7 separate regions of the Mus musculus genome follow, and regions 1, 2, 3, 4, 5 and 7 are each linked to region 6. A link is a loop called in an ENCODE intact Hi-C map of the cell type or tissue named here. Cell type or tissue: left cerebral cortex. All regions are shown on one strand.

What was found. Hi-C counts contacts between places; a loop is a spot of excess contacts. Peaks named below come from ENCODE experiments on the same cell type or tissue, not always from the same donor. Only the 100,000 strongest peaks of a DNase experiment are listed, where the experiment ranks them.
Region 1: it touches region 6 in a loop (8-fold over the local background); 16 of 42 quality-filtered maps call a loop at or near these places.
Region 2: it touches region 6 in a loop (4-fold over the local background); 2 of 42 quality-filtered maps call a loop at or near these places.
Region 3: it touches region 6 in a loop (8-fold over the local background); 16 of 42 quality-filtered maps call a loop at or near these places.
Region 4: a loop joins it to region 6, with 2.1 times the contacts of the local background. A loop is called at or near these places in 2 of 42 quality-filtered maps.
Region 5: it touches region 6 in a loop (5-fold over the local background); 9 of 42 quality-filtered maps call a loop at or near these places.
Region 7: a loop joins it to region 6, with 5 times the contacts of the local background. A loop is called at or near these places in 2 of 42 quality-filtered maps.

The regions. Positions count from the first base shown.
Region 1 is chr9:24,501,056-24,505,055 of GRCm38, forward strand. It overlaps Dpy19l1 (dpy-19-like 1 (C. elegans)), which reads right to left and starts at 2,085. Exons shown (of 23, transcript NM_001359948.1): 1 at 1,784-2,085. The coding sequence starts at 2,075. LOC115487153 (a long non-coding RNA gene) reads right to left here and starts at 1,478. Exons shown (of 2, transcript XR_003948106.1): 1 at 1-1,478. In left cerebral cortex, CTCF peaks have their summits at 808, 2,199 and 3,577; DNase peaks (open chromatin) are centred at 708, 1,655, 2,241 and 2,979; H3K4me3 peaks cover 2,913 bases; H3K27ac peaks cover 1,748 bases.
Region 2 is chr9:23,493,143-23,497,142 of GRCm38, forward strand. No RefSeq gene overlaps it. Among named protein-coding and RNA genes, the nearest start is that of Gm39311, 86 kb to the right of the region's middle. In left cerebral cortex, no CTCF peak of the experiment used is centred here; DNase peaks (open chromatin) are centred at 2,464 and 3,718; H3K27ac peaks cover 2,634 bases.
Region 3 is chr9:24,514,623-24,518,622 of GRCm38, forward strand. No RefSeq gene overlaps it. Among named protein-coding and RNA genes, the nearest start is that of Dpy19l1, 13 kb to the left of the region's middle. In left cerebral cortex, a CTCF peak has its summit at 2,434 (motif pointing left); DNase peaks (open chromatin) are centred at 1,347 and 2,364; H3K27ac peaks cover 999 bases.
Region 4 is chr9:23,851,012-23,855,011 of GRCm38, forward strand. No RefSeq gene overlaps it. Among named protein-coding and RNA genes, the nearest start is that of Npsr1, 250 kb to the right of the region's middle. In left cerebral cortex, no CTCF peak of the experiment used is centred here; a DNase peak (open chromatin) is centred at 1,913.
Region 5 is chr9:23,460,894-23,464,893 of GRCm38, forward strand. The region is part of intron 13 of Bmper (BMP-binding endothelial regulator); the gene reads left to right. Among named protein-coding and RNA genes, the nearest start is that of Gm39311, 120 kb to the right of the region's middle. In left cerebral cortex, a CTCF peak has its summit at 2,488 (motif pointing right); DNase peaks (open chromatin) are centred at 47, 2,246 and 2,494; H3K27ac peaks cover 946 bases.
Region 6 is chr9:23,579,406-23,583,405 of GRCm38, forward strand. Gm39311 (a long non-coding RNA gene) reads left to right here and starts at 1,869. Exons shown (of 3, transcript XR_870585.3): 1 at 1,869-1,932. In left cerebral cortex, a CTCF peak has its summit at 1,811 (motif pointing right); DNase peaks (open chromatin) are centred at 838, 1,036 and 1,947; H3K27ac peaks cover 2,617 bases.
Region 7 is chr9:24,209,569-24,213,568 of GRCm38, forward strand. The region is part of intron 3 of Npsr1 (neuropeptide S receptor 1); the gene reads left to right. Among named protein-coding and RNA genes, the nearest start is that of Npsr1, 110 kb to the left of the region's middle. In left cerebral cortex, no CTCF peak of the experiment used is centred here; a DNase peak (open chromatin) is centred at 2,269; H3K27ac peaks cover 1,812 bases.

The sequences.
Region 1 (4,000 bases), 920 kb after region 6:
TGCAGGGTCAGTGGCTTTCTGAGCTTCCACAACATGGTGGTACAAAAGAAATCACTATGGATACCGGCCTTGAGAGTACAGGGCCAGAACTGACCCAAGGACACCAGATCCTGATCCTTCAGCAGAGCCTTCATTCTCTCCAGGTGCTGTGTGGTCTCACAGCAGATGGCCAAGCGAGAAGACAGAGACTGTGGTGTTCCTCCTAACTCCCACCCTTGGTGACCTCTATCCAGGGTACACCTAAGACTACGGCCTGCCACATTCACTGTACTTCCACTCACAAAGTCAAAAAGAGCAAGTCAAGAGAAATGCTGCCCACCTGCATTGAACAAAACAGTATTTCTGCAAGGGCATTAGTAAACCCAAATATAAGCCATCCAGTATAAGCAAACCCAAAGGAACTGTACCACAAAACATGAAAAGAACAGGACCCTTTAAAATCTATTATTGTCTCTCCCTAAAATAAACAGTGTCATCCCTTACTCTACTACAGTTGCTGTTTGTACTAGCCGTTCACAAACGCTGGAGCTTTCTTCTGCCGTGGGATCAGAAATCAGGATTATGCATTTGCTTTTACATAGGAACTGATGCTGTAAAATGCTTTGGGTACAAACATGCATCACCCAAGGAGTTGGTATTGCTCTTCAGGACATCCCTGGGTAAGCAGGGCATGGGATAACTCCATATAACACAGAAGGAAGGCCCTCAAAGTGAGACTTAAACCAAAATCAAGCACTCTGCACCAGTGCTGAGTGCCTTCAACCTCAGCCACTGTACCACGCTGCCTCCCCAAGGTGGATTTAACCTGTACACTTGCCATGTTCTCAAGCTAGCTGCTGAAGGAGGGAATGATGAAAATAATGAATTTGCCAAATCTTGACCCAAGTATTTAAAAAAAAAAAATCCTAGTAACGATGCCAGCCTTCTTGAACCCACAAACACACAGCCATGACTGGCTTTCAATAACTATACAGCTGCAGAAGAGGCTGGCCCCACAGGAAGGCTGATTTTGCTGTATTGTCTGTCTAAACCCCAAACTTCAAGCACCCCAAACTCTTAGAGGTCATTAAGCAACAGGGAAAAGATAGTAAGAAAATATCACTACATAATTCAACAACTAAATCCCATCGTGGCAAAAATATCACAGAATCCTTATGAAGGGCTTGTTAAAATTAGGCCTATTAATCCAACTTCTATAAACTTGCCTTATCCGACAAAGTCACAGAAAACGAACCCAGAAGATAGTCCACACGTAAATGCCTCAACTTTATTTCTTCTAGGCACAAGTTACATCCCATCCATTTGGTGCATGGAAGAAGGTAAAGAGATGCCAGCAGGCAAGGTTAAAGCTTGGGCATCCAAAACACGACGCAGCCTGAAAAGTGACAGAACCACGAAGTGCCACCCTCAGTGTTTGCGGCCAAGAAGGGAAAAAGCACGCTAAAATTTAATTATAAGTTTGGCAACTTTCTAAGTCAGGAAACCTGGGTATTTCGAGCTCCAGGAATCGCTCGCATCACCAAGCAAACCATCCTCCGAAGTAGCGGCTGGGCCAGGGGTAAAGAGTGGACTGTGGATGCAGGCAGAATCCAGTCTCCTCGGCGCGGACCAGCCCGCCCGCGGCCAGCCGAGCAGCTGTTGATCTCGGGGCCATGTTTTTAAAAGCCCGGGCGGACCGCGGGGCAGAGGATGTGTGGAGCTGAGCCCCGGAAGGAGCGGGGAGGAGTAGGGAGGAGGCAGGAGCGTCCCGGGAAAAGTCAGAGAGGGCTGCTAACTGGCTCACCTAGCAGCAGCGTGCTCCAGGTCCGGCCGCGCCCGCGCCGCAGGCCCAGCGCCCAGTGCAGCCCGGCCGCCAGGCGGCCCGCGAGGCCGTCCGGGGCGGGCGCGGCGGTCCCTGCGCGGGGTCCCTTCCTGCCCGCCGCGCCCCTGCGCCCCGGCGACGGCGGCGTGCGCTCCGACCCCAGCTCCCCGGCGTCCACCTCGGATGCCCCGCTCAGTGGCGGCGGCGACGAGCGGGCCGACCGGGGCGGCCTGGGAGCCGCGTCCCGGTGCTTGCTCCGCGCCTGCAGGACCATCTTGGCATAGTCGCGCCCGCTAGCTGCGCGCGCCCGGACGGCGGCCGGGATCCGCGGACTGGCGGTCGCTCACTCTGGCCGGCGAGGGCGGGCCGGGAGGCGGGGACAGCGCGGGCCGTGTGGCCGCTGCCTACCGCGTGGCGGCCGAGAGGCGGCGCCGGACTCCCGCGCCTCCGCCGTTGCCGCTCTCGGGTTGCCAGGGCGACAACGGAACGCCGCGGGGCGGAGGCGGGGACAAACTGCGAGCGGCGCGGCCCCGCCCCTCCGGCGCGCGCGCCCGGGCGCGCTCCAGCGGCCAAGCGCGCACGCGCGGGCTACCAGCGGGGCGGGACCGGCGGCCAGGGGAGTAGCGTGGACGACCTCCCGGAAGCGGCAGTGCGCCCTCGGGAACCGGGGATCTGGCTGTGAGGCGGCGTGGCGCGGGGCGGGAACCTAGTGGCCACGGAACGGCGCCGTGGGTACACTCCGGGGTTTCTGTGCATTAGGCTTGTGCAAGAAACTAACGGGGTAAAAGTGTGACCTCGCCACTCAGAACAGCCAGGTTTCTGGTTCAAGGATGAGAAGCAGGGAGTGGACCGAGTATTCAAATAAGTGTCCGGTAGGTCGGAGCGAGGATGTAATCTGAAGGCCTGGGTAGGAACCCAAACTCAAGTCATAAATGAAAAGGGCCTGTCAGGGAAGGTTATCCACGTGTTACTTTTACCTCATGTATACTGAAAGTATGGAAACCGGCTAAAAGATGTGACACTTGAAAACGAATTTTCTCATAGCAGGATGTAGGAGTTAATGAAGAAGCCCAGGGAAAGAAAAAAGAAAAAAAAAAAAAAAGAATATGTTCCAAGTTAACCTTCCTTGCCTCCAGCCCATTGCTATTTGCACAAAGCCTTGGAGAATTGCAGCAGCGAGACTTATTTCTTGGCTCCTGTCCAAATGAGCTTGTTCCAAAAAGTCTGGATGCTGGAAATCAAGGCACATCGTTTCACTTTTCTCCACAGTAATTACAGGGGTTTCAGGAGGCTCTGGCTTCTATTGCTCACGACTTTATTAATATGAGCATTCATTAACTCAGGCACAAAGAATGGATTTTGTTAAAGGACTCACCGCTATATTACACTTTGTAAGTTTCCTGAGTTTGATTATTAAGTTATGTATTGAAAACAAGGAACAACTGTTTAAGACACCTCTATTTAAAAAAATGATTGACAGTGTCATACAGGGGCTTATATTGTGAAATAAGGTATCAGGTTGATAGAGTGTTATTTCTAGGGTTGATACTAAATTTATAACCTACCAGATTAAAAGAAATTTACTTCAGTGTCTGCCAAAGACAATAACAGTAATTTCATCACTAGCATACTTATTAATTAGAAGACACACGGAGCTACAGTATTGGATTGCTTGTCCCTGAGATGTGGGGCATGCTTCCCAATCAGTTTTTCCATGGAGTGTCACTGGTTATATCACCCACAATCCAGGGCAGTCCTTGGGCCCACCAGTAGTTGGCTAACACACAAAAAAACGAACTCTGTGGTTATGTTGTTTGTGGAGTTTTTGTTTTACTTTGACATTTTTGTTGTTGTTGTACTGATCTTTTGCTTGTTCCAGGTTTCATTTTTGTGCTTTTGAGTGGTATTTTAAAAAGATTTGGGAGGTAAGAAGTTGAATGATAGGGAGGTTCTGGGAAAAATTAGGGAGAGGAAAAATGATCAAAATATACTGTATGAGAAAAATTAAAAGTGTGTACAAAAAGAAAAAAGTTTCCTAGTGCTTTCTGGGCTCTGTGGGGGAAAACTTGTGGTGGGGGAGGGGCGACTGATTAATTGGTACAATTCTGTTAGATGATTTTCTTGTTCAGTAAATGAATGGATGAGTACAGGAAACAGCATAATCAAACATGATGTTCCTAGCTCTTGAACATTCTCCAC
Region 2 (4,000 bases), 86 kb before region 6:
GGATATCATAGAAAAGCGATAGAATAATATAGGGCACATTTGTCCAATCTAGGTGGGCAGATGTATCAATATCAATTGAGTTTTAAGTTCTTTGTGTGAGTATTTTATGGGTTGAGAATTTACTGTTATAAATCTGACTGATAAATTACAAGCCTCTAGAGTCTTAATTATAAGGGGCCAGTGGTTTAGAGCTAGCTACAGGGTCTAGCAAGGGGCAGATGGCATGGGAAGATACAAGCAGATCATTGTCAGCAAACCGAGGGAAACGGGGCAGACCATCTCTTGGGGACATACATGGGGGTGTTGCCAGTGAGTAGCAGGTGTTAGTGTGGATTGTTTCTATTATTAATTATTACATGCTACAGGAAGGAGTCATCTGTGAAGGGAATACTGGGAGATGGAGATGCTGTCTTGGTGATGGAGCAAGGGAAAGTGGGATCCTAACCATGTGCCAATGCAGGGAGCTTTGAAGACAAGTAGCCAGATCTGTTACATACATTGTTTCTGAATTCCAGGCTCAGGTCTATTTGATGGCCTCTTTCCACCTCCCTTTTAATTCATTGTGTTTATTTATTTGTTTTATTTTTGCCTTATCTTGCTGATGTTGGAAATCTTACATAGAATCCCATATATGTGGTAGGCAAGCACTGTACCACTGAGCCATACATAAGCCCTTCACTTGGGCATTTATGACCATAAGCTGAACTCTTGATATTCTGGGACTTTGAGTTTCCTTTTGGAAGAAAATCTAGGAAACAGTGTAAAGACCCCAAGAAGAGTGAAATGGAAAGAGAAACATACTATCTGAAGAAGTATGACAGAGAGTGGGCCTGGAGAGTCCTCACTCTTTGAAGAGCTGGGCTGATAGTATTATTCACCAAGCTTTCACTCTTCAAATCACCTCTGAGGAACTAGCTTCCTAGATCTGACAGGGTTTTACAAGTATGTGAGTGGCTAAAAAGTGTCATGAAAGGATCTTGTAGAGTAACCACAAAGCCCTCATATAGGGGACAAGAAATAGAAGTTGTGGAGACCAGATACTGCCAGCCCGTACCCATGGCAGTCAGTTGCCACAGCAACTATTGGAATAGGACTTGTGGAGAAGATATGAAAGATAGCAATATCTAAGAGTCATCTTTGTGCTTTATCATCATCCCATGTTAGAGTTATGCATAATTTACCTGGAATCTAGTTTTTAAGATATCTATGATGGTTAATCTCAAATGTCAACATGATAGGATTTAGATTCATATAGAAACAAACCTCTGAACATATATGTGAGGAACTATCTCAATTAAATTGAGGTGGAAAGTCCCACTTTAAAGGTAGGTGGTGCCATTCTATGGACTGAGATTCCTAAAACGTAAAGGAGAAAGCATACTAACATTCCCATTCTATGACCAGTCACCTCCTGCTCCTGGTAACATACCTTCCCAACTGTGACAGCCTGGATACCCTGAGAACTGTAAGCTTAAATACGTTGGTACCTTCCTCCCTTTCAGCTATGAACATTTATATCTGTTCCAAAAATCATTCGTATTAAAACAATATTCCCTAAAGCATGCAAACACAAATACCATTATATGGAAAGCATGAGTTATATTTATACATTTAGGAATATACATGTATAAATATTTATGTACTTCAAATAGTAACTAAAGAAAAAGAGACCATAAAATTGAGAGTGAGAGCAATGGGGGTACATGAGGGATCTGCTGGAACTGAATGGGAAAAGGTAAATGGTGCAATGGAAATGATATAAATAAGAACAAAACCCTTTATGCTCAGGGACTGGAACGATGGTTCTAGTGGCAAATAGCACTGTGTCTGCTCTTCCAGAGGACCTGGGTGTGATTATCATCACCCACAGCTCACAACTGTCCCTGACTCCAGTTCTAGGGGATCTTCTGGCCTTTGTGTGCCTCAGTCTTCCATGTGGTACACAGATCTAGAAATGCTGGCAAAACAGTCACATGGATAAAAAAATAAATCTTTTATTAATAAAACCACAATTTAATAAAGATGTTAAGCCTTTAGATAGTAAGTAGATCATGAGAGATTGCCCCCATGAATTGCTTAGTGACTTCTGGAGAGATTAAAGGACTAAATTTGTCCCTCACCCCTTCTACTGTGTGAACATACATCATCTGTCCCCTTAGGAGGATGTGGAATTTCAAGCATCAACCTTGAAGCACATGTTATGTGCTTACCATAAAACAGCAAACTATAGCAGATCTATTCATTTGTTTTTGTCTCTCCTTTCTCCAACTAAATGTTATTTCATGACAGCAGAGATTTTGTTTTATTACATGACATTCCTCCAGTACTCAGAATAGCATCTGACTCACAGCAGATAAAAACTGCCCAGGGAGGATCCTGCACAGGCAATGGAGGCACACTAATCCAGTTGGACAGCCTTTAGTATCTTCAAAGAACAGATACCAGCGAAGAAGTGGAGGGTTCCAGAGCTGGCATGTGTCCTAAAAGATGTCACGCTTCGGGTCTTGTTCTCTGTCCTTCAGATACTTTAAGTGCTTAGGCAATGATGGCTTCATGGCCAAGAAGGTGCCAGTTGCTGCTAGCTCAAGTCTGAGGTATCCTGGCACAAAGCCCCAAGTCATCTTGTTCTCCAAGATTCTGACCGTTAGAGCCATAATGCAAATGAAGGCCTTCTGGAGCACGCCCTCATGTAGTTTTTCTTAGTACATATGTAGTTTCTCCTTTGGGGACAGCATGCATGCTTTTCTATGAGTATAATAAATTTTTCTAAAATAGAAGACAGAGGTAAAATTCAGCACTGATTTTAGACTTCTGATTTTTTGGACCGAGTCACATTTTAGGAAAAGGAAAGGCAAAAAGGCCTTGGCATTGGGTTTCAGAGGAAATTATAGAACAATATGAAAACTAGGTATGGACAATGACATGCAAAAATCAAGGTCCTGCTCTATTAAGAGAGGATAAAATAACAACTGACAGTCAAATCTGGTCAACTGCTTGTTTTTATAAATAGTGTTTCATTGGCACACAGCCTGCTTATTATTTAGAAATTGTCTGAGGTTAATTCCATGCTCTAAGGACAGAGCTGAGTAGGTGTGATAGGACAGTGTGATCCATAAGGCCTAAAATGCTCACTGCTTGGAAATCTACAGATAAAGTTTGCTGACCAATGATATAGAAGGAAAGCTGTGTATTGGGAACCCAACTAACCTAGATTCTAGTTTCTGCTCTGTAGCTTAAGCTGTATCTATATGAGCAACTGGTCGACCTTCAAAGAGCTATGTTTTGTTTTGTTGTTTTGTTTTGTTTTTGTTTTTAACTTTTCATACAAGGTATGATCTGGGTTTATTTACTCAGATGGATGTTGACTTGGATGTCTGTAACCTAAAAGAAGACTCACAAATTTGTTGAACAACAGTAACTGAAAATAAGACACTGAATTTTAGTAGGAATATGTTCAGTGTCTGTGAATCAAAGGGATACAGAGGCAACCAGATGAAGTAAACCATGAGGAAACCCTGAAGGCCTGCTGTTCCTTGCTGTTCATTCCAAGAATGGCTCTTAATGCGTGTCTTACTTACTTTCCTCATTCCTTTGACAAAATATCTGACAAAGGGAATTTAAGAAAAAGGGTTATTTTGATTCACTGTTTGAGGATGTAGAAGCAATGGCTGCAAGAATAAGAGGCAGATGGTCATATTAGAGCTGCAGTCAAGAAGCAGAGAGAGATGAATACTTGTGCTACACTCAGTTTCTTCTTTATCCCGCCCGCCCAAAAAGAAGTAGACTCACAATTCCTTGTTACAACCTATCTCTCTGTTATAGAGTTTGTAATTTGCATACTGGGAAACCAGACAAAGACACACTATCTCAGAGAGAATGGTCTTCTACCAGTAGGCCTCTGTGTTGTGTGTGAATAGGAAGGAGGGAGGCCGAGGTATTGATCCCTTAGGCTGCACAGCACATTTTTCTGAGACCCTTGGACTTTGCTTAGGCAAAATCC
Region 3 (4,000 bases), 940 kb after region 6:
GTGTCTCTGGGCTGCAGATACTAAGTGATACACTGCTGAATTCAACCCACACATGAGTGTTATTTAGACAAAAGCCAAAGGATCTACATAATGTCTGTGTGGAAATGCCAGGGCTTCAGGATTCAGTTCAGTATTCTTATATATCTTCTTTCCCCCAGTCCTTTCTTACATAGAACGCATTTGAGGATATTTCATTAAAAAGAAGAAATTATATGGGGGAAGTTAGTTTTGAAACATCAGTATGTTTCCTTTGGCTAGATTCCAAATGATCACAATGGCCATAAGAGATATAAGTTCATACTAATATATCAATTAATTATCTCAACATTCTCAAGGCCTTGTTGGTTGGGGAATTTGAGGATTAAAAACAACAACAACATTGATTTGGAACTTCAGGGCCTACTAGGGGTTGGGCAACAGGTGTGATTTTGAGGGCAAATATGAAGAAAGCCATGCTCTGCCCTAACTCGGCAATGAATTGTTGAAGATAGCCCTCACCATGAATCCCAAGTCTGTGATGGATAGTACTGTTGTACTGGGCGAGCATTGAGTTAGGCAAGGGCGGAGCTCCAACTCAGAAAAGGAACGTGGTAGGGGCGGCATGACACCAGAGGAGGTGTACAGCACACTGAGAGAAGAGTAAGGGAAAGAGGGAGGGGAAAGGAAGGAAGGAGGGGGGACAAAATGTCCCAGTCAGAAAATGCCATGTGCCACTAGTCTTTGGTTCCAGGCCCTTTCCAAAGTCCAGTCTCACTCCAAACACTCCTGTACTTGAGCACCTGATGTTTTCCTGAGTGGGTGGGCTCATACAGCTGTCTTTTTAATGTTTCTAAACCAAGAGTTGATGAACGTAACTGTATGACTACTGAAAAGAGTATAAAACAAGATGTTTATCCATCTTACACAAATGGAATGGTTTCTGGTAACTACGCCAATGGCAACTAACTCACTACCGCTCTTGACTGAGCCTGCTGGACGGAGATTGAGTGACAGGTCTAAGCACTTGATTTGGATCAAAAGCAAAACTACTGACTGGCAATATTCCTGTCTCATTCAAAATGACTTTAATGCTACTCTAAAGGGGGGAAAATACTCTTTTTTACTGTTTGGGTGGTTATCTGTTCTGTAGTGCCCTGTGAATGAGAAACTGTGACTTTCAGGCTCAAAGCAGTAAGGCATATAGTGCCAGCTGCAAGTTAGTCTTCCTCCATATTCTGTTTGGGCAGAATGCCAGTGTTCACCAGGTGACTCCATCTGCCTCATCAGCCCAGCTATGCCCCCATGCTCCACGGAACTCCATTGCAAGTTATCAGCTGCACTTAACCGATGAGAAACTTAGGCCCGCTGGACTCTCCAAACAACCTACATATCCTTTGATTCTGAGGGGTTTGGGCTTGCTTCCAGGATCCCAGGCAATACTTCTCTCTGCCCCCAGGAATGAGTGCTGGAAATAACACGGTGACCAGCCTCCTGGTCCCAGAGCAGCTAATCACAAAAGAAACTGGCAATTCCACCTGAGACAAGCACTTTTGGATCCAGTTGGTCACCATGCCAGGAGGTGCAGAAGGAGAGACCCCACTGTGGCAGCGAGAGGTACCAGCCATCCTCAGGATACCAGCCTCAGATGTGTACTTCTTCCCAGCCCAGGCTCTGGGCATTACAAATGGAAAAGTTCCCAAGAGAAGCCTAGCCCTAGAGACTGTCATCAGCAAAGGATGAAAACCTCCTGGCTGAATGCGCCAACTCCCAAAGCAGTGTAAGTTAATACATTCTTGCTGTTTAAACTCGAGAGTCATTCTCTGTGCTGTTGGCTACAAGAAAGTGACTTCCAGGATCACTCGGGGATTTTTCAGCTGCTTGGCTAGAATCAATTCATCCACTCACTGCAGAATTAGCCAGATGACTTCTGAGCCTTTGGAAGCAATGGAGGTTAAAGCATTACACAAGCCTTCTGCCAGCCTGGATTTCTTCCTTCCTGTTGGCATCCAGGGGCAGCTCCTTCCCACCAGGATCCTACAGCACGAACACACCCAGTGACTGCTGGTCTCTAGGAACAGGCTCCAGGGCACTCTGGCTTTTCCTGGAATCTTGCTGTGCGCAGGTGGCTCTGTCTTCTTTGAGAGGTGGCACCGAGCCGACCGCCTGCCTTGATTTTCTTGCTGCCTCTTCTCTCATAACTTGGTAGTCTGTTCGGAACTGAGTACAGACAGTGCTGTAGAGGTAGATGGGAGTCATCCCACCTGCCTACTCTGTTACTTACAGGAAAAATGTGTGTTCTGGGTGCGTGCTGGTCTAGCGTCTTTCCTGAGTTAACCATGCCCTGTTAAGATCCTCAGTTGTCATCTGCTTCCTTGGCTGTATCTACTGCAGCATTCTAAGTTTGTACTCCAGAGGATGGTTACACAGAATCCCGATGAATGGCTCCCCCTAGTGTACTGCAGCGCATCACAGCAGCACTGTGCTCAATGCCTAGTGAGCACATTCATTCAGAGATATGTGTAATATATTTTCAGAGATAAATTCATAGACACATATAATATATCTTCATTTGGCATTCACAGAGCACTTAAGTCAATAATTATGTGTTATTTATGTCTTTAAGATATCATTTTTTCATAGTTTTTCCTTCCAAGAGCTCTATAGCCAGTTAAAAATGATCACTGCTAAGTTTCTATTTGCTTTCTGAGTTTATTTTATTCAAGATGTTCTTGTATAATATAGAGAATAAGTGAGGAGGGATTAGGAAATGGGGAAGGTGATAAGGAGATGAGAGGAGAGGAGAGGAGAGGAGAGGAGAGGAGAGGAGAGGAGTGGAGAGGAAAAGAGATACAGGATAAGGAAAACAGGAGAAATGTTTGGGAGTAGGGAAAGCTTCCCATATGGCAAACCTAGGTTATAATTTTGCTTATTGTCTAAAAAAATTCAATTGCAGCTAATTAGGCAATATACAGTCGTGAAGCTAACAGAGATGTGTGTAGAGTACATTTTGCTAAGTCATCAAGGACACCAATCCACTATGCATTCTGTAAGCATTTTACAAAGGAATATTGCCATTTTAGGATGCTTAAGGCTCTGTAAAGTCCTAGGGCAGAAGCAAACCATTTCAAAAGCCTAGTTGATTTTGCTTAACTCCTATCTATGATTTTGTTCATACAAGAAAGTATCCGAGCTTCTAGAGTGGTATGTGGAAATCCTCTGAGGACAAAGTGACTCAGTGCCGGGTGAGTCTCCACTGTCCCTGTGTCATGTCAGAAGCCCACAGTGGAGTAATAACATCTTTGCCCAAGTGGAAAGCCATGGTCCTACAGAACACTTTGTAGGAAAAACACCTTCCTAATAGTCTCCTTAAAGAACTACTAGTGTCTCTAAGGGGCCTGGGCACCTTGAGGACATGGGATACTTTGTGGCCTGAGTGTCACAGTGGAGCATTAGCCCTGAATGGGCACTGGATCAACCCTGGGTAGTTGATGCTGAGTGCCACCATGGTCAACTGAGGGCATTGCCCTTAGCAGAACTCTCTATTAGACCTAAGAGTAATATATGATTGGTTGGTTTTTGACAACTTAACAGAATCTAGAAACATCTGCAAAGAGGGAACCTCCATCAAGGAATTATCTCTGTCAGTTTGGCACATGGGCATGTTTATGGGGACATTTTCTTTATTAAAAGTGGATGTGGAAGTCCAGCCCATCATGGGCAGTGACTCCCCTGGGCAGCTAAAAGAAAGCAAGCCGAGCAGGTCATGGAGAGCAAGCCAGTAAGCAGGTCCCTGTAGTCTCTGCTTCAGTTCCTGCCTCCACATTCCTGCCTCAAGCTCCTGCCCTGGTTTCCACAGATGATGGGCCTGGAAGTTGCTTTTGGTTTGGATGTGTATCACCATGACAGAAAGCAAACCAGGACAAATATGAAGTACTCTGGGAAATCGTGGCTCTCCTGTTATGGACTTACTGGCCTGCAGCTGCTTCTTCTACTGCGCTACTCTAACATCTTCACCCATCAC
Region 4 (4,000 bases), 270 kb after region 6:
TCAAGCAAATTAATAGATACCAAACAAGGACATGCAGAAATTTAATATCCTTCCTAAATTAAGAAAAACATAAATTGAATTTTATGTTTTATTATGGTCTAGATATCTAATAAAATGACTTTATTGTATAGAGAATATGTCTACATGACAACCAATAAAGGTTACCATCATCATTTTTTTAGATCTTAGGTGGAAAATGCTCTTATATTAAAGAACATTATCTAAAATGGTCACGTGTAGCTTTCAAACAGACTTCCAGAAAGAGCTGCACGCAGCAGATCCTCGTGGATTTGAATGTGTGTGGAGGATACAGGTGTTTGTTTCTCTGTTTTTCTTCTAGAAGAGTTTTCATAAAGGAAAAAAAACTGCAGTAATCATGCCTGCAATTCTGGTCATTTCCTGTTCCAACACAAGGCTTGTACAAGATGGGAACAAAAAAAATGAGATGAATATGAGAAAAATAAAAGCAAATTTACTTTTCCTAGTTTTTTAAAATGTTGTACTCTTATCTTTTTGCCAATAATTTAATGGTCAATTAAGATGACCCAGAAAAATAAACACAAAAAGTGCAAACTTATTATATTTGATTATATAAATTCACTTAATTATAAAATGAAGACATAAGAAATAGGCACTTTTCTATGCAACACTAATAATTACAGTGACAGCTTAAAAGCCCTAAGTCTTATCTTTGTATGCTCAACTTCTACTATGGTGAACAGCACAGAGTGGCCTCTAAACATGTACTTAATGCTTTAACTCAACTGAAGGTGATCTGATGATGGTTTTAATTCCAATAACCCCAAAATAGAACCATGATTAAGCAGTCTGTGTGCTTACCCACAGTGTATGCTACATATCTACCTTCAGGTGGTTTACAGAGTGGCACATTGCAGTCATGGACTAAGCCATTGGAAACCCAAATCCTCTTCACAGGCAGCTAGGACACATGGAACTTCTCTCTGTATTTTGTGTTAAGGCTCATTCTTAGTTATTATTCAGGGGGTCTTATCTTAATTCTCAGTGTTGATCCTGGATTTCCATTATTGTGAAGAGACACTAAAACCACAACAATTCCTCTAAAAGAAAACATTTAATTGAGTCTGGCTTACAGATTCAGAGGTTTAGTCCATTATCATCATGGTGGGAAGCATGTTGGAATGCAGGCAGTTGTGGTGCTGGAAAAGAAGGTGAAAATTCTACATCCAGATTGGGAAACAAGAAGAGAGAGTGATACAGGGCTTAGCTTGAACATCTGAAACCTCAAAGGCAGCCCATATAGACACACTTCTTCCAATAAGGCTAAACCTACTCCTCCTAGTAGTGCCACTCCCTATGGTCCTACAGAGGCCATTTTCTTACAAGTCACCACATTCCACCCCTGAATACCTTACACTTGTAGCCATATTATAATACAAAATGCATTTAGTATGACTTCAAAAGTCCCTATAATCTATCAGGGTATCTGAACAGTTTAAAAATGCAAATTGTAAAGGCTCTTAGACCCCCTCCATCTCTTCACTGTATTCTCCAGTTATGTTCAACATATCATGGCACAGGATTCAAATTACCATTCCAAAATATAAGAAAGGGTACATAGTGAGGAAATACTGGATCAAGCAAGACCAAAGAATAAAACAAAACAAACAAAACAAAACAAAAACAGCTGTATAAATTTTAAACTCTGTATCTCATTGTTTGATGTAAAAGTGCTCTTCAGATCTCCAAACTGCTTTTAGCTGTGTTGACTGCAACACACTTCTTTCTCAGGCTGGTTCCACGTACTATTAGCAACTCTCCTTATCAGGTATTCCATGGGTCTGGCATCTCCAACATCTTAGCGTCTCCAAGGTAATCCAGATCTCCCCTTCACAGTTTCCCACAATAGCCTCTCTGGGCCTCCAGGCAGGGATATTCTTGTCATATATTTGGCTTCTGCAGCTTTTCTTAGTCATGAGGGAAGATTCTACAACCCTTTCTTGTATCCTTGACTCTATATCTAGAACCATGATACCACAGCTGTCAAGCTCTGCAGCATGCTGGGGCTGGAACGCAGTTTCTTGTTCAAATACATTTCACCAGCTTTCGGTTTTTCTTTTTTTTTTTTTTCTTTTTTTTCCATTTTTTATTAGGTATTTAGCTCATTTACATTTCCAATGCTATACCAAAAGTCCCCCATACCTACCCACCCCCAATCCCCTACCCACGCACTCCCTCTTTTTGGCCCTGGCGTTCCCCTGTACTGGGGCATATAAAGTTTGCACGTCCAATGGGCCTCTCTTTCCAGTGATGGCCGACTAGGCCATCTTTTGATACATATGCAGCTAGAGTCAAGAGCTCCGGGGTACTGGTTAGTTCATAATGTTGTTCCACCTATAGGGTTGCAGATCCCTTTAGCTCCTTGGCTACTTTCTCTAGCTCCTCCATTGGGAGCCCTGTGATCCATCCATTAGCTGACTGTGAGCATCCACTTCTGTGTTTGCTAGGCCCCGGCTTAGTGCAAATTCATCTGGAATAACAAAAAACCTAGGATAGCAAAAAGTCTTCTCAAGGATAAAAGAACCTCTGATGGAATCACCATGCCTGACCTAAAGCTTTACTACAGAGCAATTGTGATAAAAACTGCATGGTACTGGTATAACGACAGACAAGTAGACAAATGGAATAGAATTGAAGATCCAGAAATGAACCCACACACCTATGGTCACTTGATCTTCGGCAATGGAGCTAAAACCATCCAGTAGAAGAAAGACAGCATTTTCAACAAATGGTGCTGGCACAACTGGTTGTTATCGTGTAGAAGAATGCGAATCGATCCATACTTATCTCCTTGTACTAAGGTCAAATCTAAGTGGATCAAGGAACTTCACATAAAACCAGAGACACTGAAACTTATAGAGGAGAAAGTGGGGAAAAGCCTTGAAGATATGGGCACAGGGGGAAAATTCCTGAACAGAACAGCAATGGCTTGTACTGTAAGGTCGAGAATTGACAAATGGGACCTAGTGAAACTCCAAAGTTTCTGCAAGGCAAAAGACACCGTCAGTAAGACAAAAAGACCACCAACAGATTGGGAAAGGATCTTTACCTATCCTAAATCAGATAGGGGACTAATATCCAACATATATAAAGAACTCAAGAAGGTGGACTTCAGAAAATCAAATAACCCCATTAAAAAATGGGGCTCAGAACTGAACAAAGAATTCTCACCTGAGGAATACCGAATGGCAGAGAAACACCTGAAAAAATGTTCAGCTTTCGGTTTTTCATGGTTTCCTTCACTGCATAAGCTTTGCTGTCTTGGAACTCAATCTGTAGTCCAAGCTAGCCTCAAACTCAGAGATCTGTCTACTGAGATTAAAGCACACCACGCCTTAAATTGTTTTTAACTCCTTTTCTCAAGATGGAAGCTAAATTGGGTGTAATCTTGCTCTGCGGTCACCACTCACTTTATTACAATTGGCATCAAGCTTTTAAAAAAAAACCTCTTTATTGTCTTAAATACAGGACTTAGCTCCAGTAATCTTCCTGGTTCCCTTTTCCTCTTCAGTCTGTACTTTCTGTAGTTTTCCTTGCTCAGCTACTCCTTTTCATTGTAGATCTGCATACACATGGCCTTTAATAACCAAGCAACACAGTCAATACTAGGATGCCTGGAAATTACCTCTGACAAAACTGTTAATCCACAACTTTTCAAATTAACCTGGACACTTTGTGGGAGCTTTGATGGTCCTGAGGTTAGTTCTTTCTCAGCCATTCAATTAAGAGTCATTTCTTATGATGATAGAAAACAAAATACAAAAGCTTGGTTCTAGTTGTTTAAATCATATTTTATCAAGTTTCTGGGTGAATTTTAGAATGTAAAACTAGTATTTCTCAAATTCTGTTTTTACAATTGTTCACTATACCTTATCAAAGATTTGACTTGGGAGGCTGTGTGATTGCTGAAGTCACACATATGCCATTTCATGTACGTAACTATAGGTTTAATTGTCATTTG
Region 5 (4,000 bases), 120 kb before region 6:
GCCACTGCTTAATGTGAGAAAGGCCTATGGGAGGACCAGCCCTTTGAAGCAGAAGTGGGTGGCAGCTACTGCATGTGGCTGGGGTGTGGTCTGGGATACTGCATGCCTTCTGTATCTTTCCTCTCCCTCACTCCCTTGGCCCTTGGGAACACCCCACTGCTTTTGGACGGTGAGAGTTCTGCTGTGATACAAGAAGCCAACCTCGGGACTCCCCAGAGAGTGGGGCAGAGGAGCAGCACTCTGGAACCACAAAAAAGACACGACCATGTTCCATCTCGTCTGCCCATGATGCAGATTCAGCTGGGGCAATGGCAAGTGGTTTCTGCCTTGTCTTGTCTCTCACCTACACCTTTCTAATAATAGCTATGGCTCTTTTTGTTTCTTTTCATTAGAGATTAGCAGCATAGACAATATATCTTGTTATATACTTACTTGTCTATGGAACTCAGAGTAAATGATTTCCTGGGAGGGAAGATATTGTGCCCAAGAGCACACAACTGGTTTAGTTGGTCTATCTATCTATCTATCTATCTATCTATCTATCTATCTATCTATCTATCTATGCATCTATCCATCTATCTGTCTACCTATCTATCTACCTGCCTATTCCTTACTCCAAAGGTGGTCACCATTCTGACTTACAGTTTCAGCAAGGAAACTTGCGTCCTACCACACTTCCTGGCTATTTATGTCAGCTACAAACCCAAAATGGAGTTTGTCAAGCATTAGGCACATAGATGTCTTTACTTCCTTCTTTACTATGGTAACAAATTGTGCTTCTAAGTATATAATGTACAACAATAGATATTTATTTTCTCTTTGTTTCTTTGGGTCACACTCAAGTTTTCTTTCTTTCTTCTTCTGTTTTATTTGAGACAACTGTAGACCCATATTTAGTTGTATGAAAAAGTAGAGAGAAACCAGTGTGTCTTTTACCCAACTTTTCACAAAAAAAGCATCTTTGTTTTTTAATATTTATTTATTTTATTTTTAATTAGCATATAAAATAACAGATTTGCCCATGACATTAAAATTTTATGTGCGTGTGTGTGTGTGTGTGTGTGTGTGTGTGTGTATGTGTGTGTGTGTGCTCGCACACTGAGAGCATAAGAAATATCGACCATGCTGAGAGTTTTATGAGTCCTGGGGAATGAATTCAGGGATGAGCACAGGCCTATGCTTGTAAGGCCAAACCTTTACTGACTGAGCTCCTGATGGAATCTCCATACATACTTGACTGTGTCCCCACTCCCATCTCCCTGCCTGTATTCCTCCATCTTCAGTATTTCCTTTTCAAATCATCCAAGCCTCTTGTTCCTTTCTTATGATCCTCTTGATCCATGCTTATCAGACTCCACTCCCACAAATACACATACGTACAATTGAGAAACTTGTATCCACACGTGCTGCTCTTCCAAGAGACAGCTCTATAGGAAGAACTACAGGTGCTGCTGGTCTCTCCTCATCCCCAAGAACAAGAAGGCACTTGCTCTCAAATACTTGCCTACCACCTTCTGGAATCTAAGACCAAGTATTCTCTTACATTTTGAGCCAAGAACTCTTACCTGTCTCCTGGCCTGTCTCTCTCCTTGCTATGTCAGAAGGTCCCCAGGGAGATGAGAGAGACTGTGAGTTGAGCATCGGTGGCAAGCATGCAAAGATTCACACCTATGCAATGAAGTCTCTGTAAAATCTCAAGCAGTCAGGACGTGAATGCTTCCAAATTGCTGGGTATAAGAAGGTGGCCCAGTGGGAGAGCAGGAAAGCTGTGCAACCCTCCCAGGAAGGGGGTTCTGCTGGACAGGTTTCTGCTCCTTCCCCACCTCCCCCCACATATTTGGGGCTGTGGAGCACTTCCCTTTTGCTGTCCATCTTGATACATCCTAATAGCCATGATGATATGTAGGGTCAGAAGTGAGTTACTTTAGTGGGCAGAGCTAAGAGACCTAGGTAGAGAACCATTTCCACACAGTGGCCAGAGTGTTGTGCTATGTATACGGGAGTAGTGTCCCTGCTCTGGCTTTCATTCCCTCTGTGATGGAGGAAGTTTCTCTCACGTTAGGCAGGTTGGAGTTAAGGATTTTTGTTGTTTGGTTTTCAAGCCAAAACACATAAAGCTCAATGCCTTGGCAAAAGGAAATTTGTTTAAAAGATAGAGTCTAGGCTTCTCCCACACATACAGCCCTTGCTCTGTCCTCTGGAGGAGTGAGCCTGTGAGATTCCAGGCTCCCAGCCTTCTTGGCAGGTACCCGGGGCAGAACCTTAGATTACAGGGCTTTAGTTGACTGGCCCTCCAATTGTTCTACAGTGAGTGTGACAGTGATGGATAGACCACGAATTTTAGAGAAAAGTGATTGATTTTTCTGCCAGACAGCCATTTTTATGTGGTCCTTTATCATATACCCTCCAAAAAGAGTGAGACTTCTGATTTAGAAGCAAATGTTGGAATAAAAATTTACTGCTAGCAGGCACTCTTAATTTGTAGCCACTAGAGGGGGGTAGTGACTAGGTTTCCTTGTCCTTGGCTGGTGAGGGAGACCCTCCTTTAGCAAGATATGCCAGGCTCTGCCAAGAGCAGCTCAAAGAGACATGGTGGATTAACTCTTAAGGAGAAAGAGCCCAGCAAATGCCTGCAATCACTGTCAGCTCTTCCTGGTCCAGCCATACCTCAGAGTTGAGGAAGGACAACTCATTTCCCCAGGGGTATTTCTTTCTTTTTAAATATTTGTTTGGCAGCTGCACATATATACACACCATTATAATTGCATTCAACCCCTTTTATTCACTGGCAATCCCACCCTTTCCTTTTGAACCCTTTATTCTTCCCAACTGGTCCTCAGTGGCTATACCATTCAAGAAGATGATGTCCCCACCTGCAACAGCCGTTTGCTCTCCATAGCTAAGGGGGTATGCCTGACAGCATGACAGTTTTTACAGGAAGAGCATGTGTCCAACTCGGAACCTTCTGAGCATCAATGTGATGCCTCAAGTAGAAAGTTCCACAAACTCTGCACCTCACTGCAATGGGATGGGTTTCAATTAAACTACAAGTACACTAAGGGGATGCAACTGTAGCTGTGTATGCAAGGTATATGTAAAATAGAATTAATTTGGGTTTTAGACGTGCCTTTTGTGTCCAAGAATAATGTATGTATGTGGTTGTGTCTGTATATGTATATATTTTGGAAAGATTTGAAATCTCAAGCACCCCTTGTCTCAAAAATTTTAGTCAGAGCATCTTTGACATCATAGCCTAAGATTGCCATAAAAATGAAACTTGTGCCAGCATTAACTCTGGGGACCAGTGTCTTAATAGGCACATGTGGTCTGATATATGACGTTATGAAGAAGGGATGCCTTTTAGGTACCAGAATAAGCATGATAGCTGTTAAAAATCACAACTCTGCTGGATAGACACATGTAGGACTTCTTTTAATATTCATATCCTTGTATAAAAGTAGAAGGTGCTATATAGAACAAGGAAGCTATCAAAAGGAAGAAGGGACAAGAGAAGGTAACAGAAGGGCAAACAGACACATGCCATGTGTTCCCATGTGCAGAATGGGGATGGAGAATGAGGCCAGGTCGTGGATGTGTATGCAGAGGATCAGAGTGCAATGATATACATATATGAAAGCTTAATAAAGAAACCCATTATTTCATATGACCACTTCAATTAATTATAGAAGTTAAAACCACAGTAAGCACTGTTACCTTTAAAATAAATCTCTGTAATCACAGAGACCTATGTTAGTCCACAAAAATATCAGCTTCCAAAGAAGCTCAGAGGATAATGGCCTGTGCTGGGTTTCTTGTGCTTTTCCTGCTTCTGCTATTCAGGCAATGCCATTTATCTCTCAGGCAATGTTATAATGATTAAAAAATCAATTTGTGTGAAGTGCAGTCGTGCATGTCCTGTATTCCCAGCACAAAATAGACTGAGGCAGGAGGATTGAGAGTTCTGCCACAATGTGGGCTAGGTAGTAAATAGATGAGAATT
Region 6 (4,000 bases):
TGGCATAAGGGGATGGGAAGAGAGAACAGCTATTGGCCTACTCAGTGTATGGTTTTGAAGGACATAGAGGCATGCCCTCTGAAGGAGAAAAACAAAGTCTACACCCATGAGTTAGTAAGGAAGAGGCAGTGTGCAATGTGAACATCCTGGTGACAGGATTTGGTGTTTGCTGTACATGTACTATAATTTGAATGTCTTAAGTGCAAATGTCATCTAAAAATAGAGCAGGATAAGGGACTTATATCTGCAACATTTCAAAACTGTCCTTCAACAGAGAGAGGATGAATCTCCCAGGCTATCAGATGAAAGGTGGCCTTCTATGATTTTACTTCCCAGGTAGACAGCTAGTTCCCACAGTTGGCCTTTTATCTTCGGTGATCAGTACACCTGGATATGTCTTTAACTATTTTTCTATTATGTCTGAGTTTTTTAAAAGGTCGCATTTGTGATGGGCAGTAATGTTTAAATTTAAGACTATTACAATGAATTTTGCTGAATTCTTTCCTAAATTCGGTTTCTATGCCACACCCCTAAGTTGCCTTGATCATTTTGTTTACTGGCAATACTTTTCAAACAAATAATTGGACAAATAGTAGTACAATTAAAATGATTTTGAAAGCTATTATTCTAATCTAATTTTTAATACTCAAAGTGAACTCTATTCCAGTTATGAGTCTATAGAAACACAGGGACAGTTATGAGAGTTTATATTCAGGCAAAGATTATATCACTGACAAATTCAAGACATCAACACTCGGGGAAAGCTGCTAAAACGAAGCCAAAATTCCCTTCTGTAGTGAAACACTGCAATTCATCAGAGAACTGTTACTCCTTCCTCTAGGGTTGCCCACAGCAGCCTGTAAGCTGTTCACATGGACATTTCCTGCACTGTGAGGGACACAGAATATTGAGCTGCCACAAATAATTGCCTTTACTGATGGGCAGATTACATCATAATGTTGAAACAGCGCCTGTTCTCGTTTCTCAGGGAATTGAGACAGCGCCAGGAGTGAGCAGAGGGTCTTGGCTCCCATCCCTGTCATGCTTGTATTCTGGGGACTTACATTTCCTCTGCAGTTTTAATATGAGACTTGGCCAGTCGGGCCTAGTTCCAGTAGAGTTATCCCCATACTTCAGAAGATGAAAGATGGTCATGTAACATTATTAAGGAAATGAAATTTTTGGAGTTTCAGTATTACAGTGACATACAGAATTTGACACCATTTTGAAAGAGTCAGAACCTGAGGACCTTTGGGGTTCTAACCAGATGAATATCAAGACAGTCATTGTGACCACTGGGAGTGTCCTGGTTCAGGGAACCAACATGGAAAGAGAATCAATACACACGTTGAGTCATGTGTTAAAAATATAGCTTTGGATAAAATTATAGCGGCTTAATGGGTAGCTTCACTAGAATCTACAGTCTGACCCCAGATATTTGCTGAAGCCCCAGGACCTACCTGTGCTTACAGTTAATGCTATGAGGTGTGACAGCAGAGATGCTAAAGATTGTGCCTTTGGCCTCTTGAATCATTTGGAATTTCCTATTAATGAATGACATTTTAATGAATTCTCCTTTCCATTCTGGCTCTTTAAGCCTGCTGGACTATGATGAAAGTCTTTGCCTGACAGCTTCATTTTCTTTTTGGCTTGAGAGGCAGCTTCATTCAGCTCTAGGGAGGTGCATTCTGACTCCCCACAGATCTAAATCCCCAGCCAACCTCCAACAAGTCTAGGGTCCAAACAATCACCAGGGAGAGCTTCGTTTTGTAAGCTTAATTACACGTGCAGTGTTGGACCCAGGCCAGTAGAGGGCGATAGTTCCACTTAACTGAACTGTGCAAAGGGAATCTTGACAAAGTCTGTTGGGAGAAACTGCCAGGGTGTTGGAGAATTCAGCCTTGTTCCGGCACAGTGACTGCAGGGGAGAAGGTATTTTCAAGCAGAAAGAGCCACATTGGAGAGCATATTCACATGGGAATTAGCATTACTTGATTAGGAAACTACAATCTCATTACATAAAGTGTAGAGAGGGTTTATGTAATAGCCGTAGAGGGAAGCCAAGAAAGATAAGACTAGAAAAATAGTGGCAGATGGTGAATGGTCTCCAAAGCTCTGCAGAGAGGCTTTGGCTTGGTCTCGCATATATCAGGGAAGACTGTGGATGAGTGTGACAGGCTTGGAATCAAATACATTTCCTGGTAACTTTTGTGGAGTGTGTAATGAATCTTCCAGAGATGTCAGGGATAAATATGACTTTACAGGATTATAAAAGTCACAATTCAAAGCAGCTATGAATGTACTCTGCTTCACCCCATGCCCCCAACAGCAGGAGTATTTACATTTGATTTTTGCAACATAACTCCTCCAAGGACAGTTGTGTAAACTCACACCGGCTCTTTTGGAAGTAGCAGGGGTCTTCTTTATTCAGTTTTCTATTGCTATGATCGCCTTCTTCCTATTTCTTGTTGCAGCTTCTCTGAACAAGATTAAAGCTGTAGCCTTTTAACCAAAATAAGCATTCAAAAGTCTCACTACAATTTAAATTCTTGGCACAAAGCAGCCGTTTTTACCTAGACAAGCTAAGGAGTATGGAAAATTGGTAGAACAATTTGGAAGGGAACTTTGTACTTTCAATTGGCATCAATTGACGGTATGTGAATTATACTTTTTGTTTCTTGGTGTTTGGGGTACTTTTCCATCTCTTACAGTTCACAGTGAGTCCGGGAAAAATCAGAAACACCCCAGTGGCATTTTGATACACTTCTTGAAAGATTATCAGACAAATCAGACACACTCTTAGATATGATCCAGCTTATTTTTACAGCTTATAGTTTTGATTTATTTTCTCGTTGCTCTCTTCCAAGTTATTATTTTACTGGCAGCATAAAAAAAATTGGACCTATCAATCTATCAGAAAGTGCTTTGGACTCAGCATCATGCTCATTCACGTGCAGTCCAGCGTGGTTATCAAAGCAGCAAGGTTTTGTCTTTTGCAAATGACTGGAAATAACTGCAAGTCTTGAGCAGGAAATTGGGGCTCAACCAGGAGAACAAATTATGGTTTGCTATTTATTTTGAAACTGATTATCCTAAACTAACTTCTAGCTCATACCAGAGATGTCAAAGAAAACGGGATATGTTTCATATAAAATTAAGCAATTAACTTCAGGCAAAGAGTTCTGTCTGATTGTTGGTTGCATCTCTTAAACACATGGTCCTTGTTGAAGAAAGAAAATGTTTACCTTGTGTAGTCTATCATTGTTGTTATTCTTCTCACTATTATGTAGTAAGGGCTTGGTCATGTGGGACTAAACCTATACTCCAGATACACTGTATGAGGAGGAAAATGGGCCTACATTCATTATTTTCAAAGACAGGGCTCATGAGTCTTTGTGTAGAGATGAAAATTAACATATAAGCTGATGACTAGCCCCATGGAAAAGAATTACTCAAACATGCATACCTTTAATTTCGGTGGCATACCTTGCGCTGTGCTGTGCCATGGCTTTAAGCTGGGGGAAAACCTAATCCCGGACAATGGTAGGAGCAAGCACCAGACACATGGTTCTCACACTCAAGAGTGGAGCTTTTGCCTCAGATGTCTTCTGAGCTCCTGGGAAAGAGACTCGGCTAAAGAGCTTTGAGCTGAGGTGACATAATCTTTGAATGGGGACCCAGTCTTTAACTGTAGCACAAGGTAGACATTTTGCCGGTTCCAAGTGTAGATAGGAATGGCAGAAAGTACTGGGACACACAGAAATTGCTATGAGTGAGGGATCAGCCAAGTCCATGAAGACCATTCTCATTTTGGGGAGCAGGAGAGAACTAGGTGACCTGAAGGGTCTGCATTTCATTGAATGGGAAGGAAGCTACTGAGTGGATTGACCACTTGAGGCCTGGGTTTTGACTTTGGTATAACAGTGTCGTGGCTGAGGTGTTGTAAGGCAGCAGCATAGAGCTTCTCTTCTGGCAAAGGAGCCTTCCAGTCCTGTGATAG
Region 7 (4,000 bases), 630 kb after region 6:
GTTATAACAGACCTTCTGTCAGTCAATCTGTCTCTGGGTATGGGTGTGGGTGTGAGCACCTGATCTGCTTTGGAGCGCAGTTGTTAACCAAAGGATTATGTATCTCTGGCAGGTTAATGCTGATAGGGCCCCACCTCTGCTGGACCCAATGGTGGCCCCAGTTAGGCCAGGTAATAAAAGGGTGGTGTATTATCTGTAAGCCTGTAGGTGATGGATCTCCTAGAAGTCAAGCTGTCTCAGTGTGGAAGGGTGTCAAGAGCACCAACTCTGCCTCAGGCTGAGTTGTGGGTGGGCTGGAGATTGTGTTTTTATATTTATTTTTCTAGAAAGTATCTTTATCTTTCATCCATTTGTTACTTATGATTCTGATGTTTTATTTCCATATATATGTAAAAATTTTTATTTTTCTATTTTCATTGGTTTATAGATGTATTCTGATATGGTTAGAGAAAAACATTTTGTATGATTTTAATTATGAATATATATTGAGATTGTTCTTTGACCTCACATACTATTGAAGACTGTTCCATGTGCTCATAGAGAGAGTGTATGTGTTGTTGTTGAGTGGGCTGTGACATAGATGTCTGCTATTCCAGTTGATCAGAATAGTATTGCTTGTGGTTGTAGATTTTATGACGATATCTGTGCTACTGACATGCACATTTCTGGAGGTAGAAAATGAAGTTTGCAGTTGTCACTATAGAAATATTTTTGCACTTAATCCTTTTAATCTACTTTTTATATTTTGGAGCTCTGCTCCTTAATTTCTTAGGTACATACTTATTATAGCTTCTTTATGAATGACCATTTTATTATTATAGCTTCTTTATGAGTGAACATTTTACTATTATAGAATATCCACAATTAATTCTTATGATATTTGTATTAAAGTCCTTTTTTTGTTTGTTTTTTTCAAGACAGGGTTTCTCTGTGTAGACCTGGCTGTCCTGGAACTCACTCTGTAGACCAGGCTGGCTTTGAACTCTGAAACTCACCTGCCTCTGCCTCCCAAGTGCTGGGATTAAAGGCGTGCACCATCACACCCAGCTTAAAGTCTATTTTATCTGATATTAGTGCCATATGTCTTTTAACCATTATCTATGCAATTATTTTTTTCTGTCTCTTCTGTCTAGTTTAATGTCCACTCAACACAAATTAGAGTCTTTTGGGGAGAGGGATTCTATTGATAAAATGCCTCCATAAGATGAGCCTGTAGACAGACCTCTAGGAAACATTCTAAACTAGTGACTGATGTGGATGGTCCGGCCAGTTGTGGGTAGTGTCACCCCTGAGCTGGTCCTGGCTGCAGTAAGAAAGCAAGTTGTTCAAGCTGTGAGGAGCAATCAAGTAAATAACATTCATTCATGGCCTCTACATCAGTTCCTGCCTCCAAGTTCCTGTCCTTTTTGAGTTACTAGCTGTGATATACATCACTATCCTGTAAGCTAAAATAAACCATTTCTTCTACAGGTTACTTTTGGTCATCGTGTTTTGTCACTGCTATGGAAAGCCTAACTAAAACATTGCCCTTTGACTTCACACCTATTTTTGTATTTTTAATCTAAACTAACTCTCCTTTAAGAGGCATATAATTGAATACTGACTTCTCCATACCACCATCCTCTCCCTTTAAAGTGGAATAACAAGGAGAAAGAGGAAGAGGAAAAAGGAGAAGGAACAAAAAGAACAAGAACAAGAACCAGAACAAGAACAGGCTCTATCCCGCCGAAGACAGAAGAGAGGAAGATCACTAGCAAACACACAGGAATGATGGGCTTGAAAATGTGGAGAAACAACCTTCAGCGAGTGGCAGAAAGAGTAGGCTGCTTGAAATATGGCTAGCTCCAGGGGTGCCACATGTGCTAGGTGAAATGTGGCCAGATCAGAAGTGCAACGCCATTGGCTGCAGAGATTCTATTCTGGTTGAAATGTGACATGATGAGCTTCAGTGACAAAGCTGAGTTTCACTGAAGTGAATAGTATAACCTCCCTGCTATCACTGTGAAGCTTGAAGACTGTGGAACACAGTACCATACAGGCAAGCAATAGCATGGCTGTATAAGACAGGAGCTATAAGGCAGTCTCATAGGTAAATAGAACTGTTTTCAGACAGACTATTAAAACACAGGCAAAAAAAAAAAAAAAGGAGCCTGGATCTGAGTTAAAAGAGAACACCCCACAGCAAAGGTAAACACAGCCCTCCCACAACCCACCTCCACAGAACCAGGAACATTGAGGGAAGCAGCCTGGAAGCATGACTATTCAGGACAGAGAAGAGAAAGCTGCAGCTGGCAAGTGGGCGCAAAATACTAAGAGAGGCATCCCTTGTTCAGAATAGGGAAGCACCTACCAAAAGATACATCTGACACAAACATTTTTCTCAGTAGGAGGGGCATCCTGTCTAAGTTATTTGTGTTGTTGATGAATAGCCATCTTCCTACTTGCTCACACAGCTATATGAAATATAATGTGGGGAGCAGGGCAAACCACATCCCTCCCAGCTAGGAAGAAATGCTGATAGATGTTATGAATTTGACTTCATTTTCTTATATTCTCTTTGCTCTAAAATGTATTTTATGAATTCTTTGAGAATTTCTTACAATGTATATTTATCACATTCACTCCTCTCTACTCCTCCCCTTTCCAAACTCTCAACCATCCATCCTTTCCAACTTTGAGATTATTCTTCTCCTTCTGTTCCTAACTAGTCCAGTTTGTGTTGCCCAGATGGTCTTGGGATTGGAGGTGCCCTGGAATGTAGTTAACCTACCATGGGTCACATAATTAAAAAATAGAAATAGATAAATAGATAGATGGATAGATAGATAGATGGATAGATGGATGGATGGATAGAAAGAAAGAAAGAAAGAAAGAAAGAAAGAAAGAAAGAAAGAAAGAAAGAAAAACTGAACCCCCAGAAGCTATCTAATGCTAGTAACTCCTTAGCCAGTAGTGGTTTTAGTGTCCTCCTCTACTTCTCTTTGTTGAGATTTTGTCTGGATGGAGTAACCCAAATTCAATGCAAGCTGCCAAAATCACTTGGAGTTAATATACATGCATCTGCCCTGCTTGTAAATCATGGTTTATTTGATGTTATCCATAACCACTGTCTCTTACAGTCTTCCCACGCCTCCTCTTTACACCTTTGTATTTCCAATGTTTAGTTGTCCTGATACAGCCAATGCCTTGCCTTGAGATGCCTTGGTGACTACTATCTGTTCCTTTTTGCACTTACTCTCTACTTTGTCTGCTATTTATCATATTGCTAAGGAGTATGCTTTATCCTGTTTCTACTTTACTCTTTTTCCCTACTTACTCTTAGTTTCAAACTTTTTAAATATTTGTAATAATTTAATATTTTTCATAAAATAGTTTTAGAAGCTCTAAAAGTCTATAAATTATATTTTTGAGCAGTTTCCTGGCCCTCCTTTCTTGAATCATATCAGGGGCTATAATAGAAGTACAAAAGTATTTTGCTGAATGCTACAGGGCAGACCTGTTGTTTAGTCATTGTTTCTATCAGTGCCCACCTTCAATAGAGATAAGTTTCCATGAAAATTCACAAAAAATAAAGTCATGAGAATAAGGAAATGAAAACACCAGAGTATACATCCATTCCAACCCTTATCAGACTGCCGTGAATAACATGGAAACAGAGAGAAGGCTACCATGGCAGCTCCACAAGGTCTCAAATCTCTTCAAACCAGGAAAAAAGCAAAGAGGACAAACTAGCTGAAATGAATCAAAAAGAATCTAGAATTCTACTTTTCAAAGGAATGATGCATATGTAGAGGGCTAGAGAAGAGGAATGAAGGATGAAAATTAAGATGACGTCATAACCAGCCAAGAGGATGTAAAGCTTGACAATGCAAAGGAAAGACCCAAACTGAAGGAATAACTTAGCAAGGAAACCGAGACTCTGAAAAGGGAAAAAACAAAAATGTTGGAAATAAGGCAACTAAACAATCAAAAATGGAGTTGAGCCAGGCAGTGGTGGCGC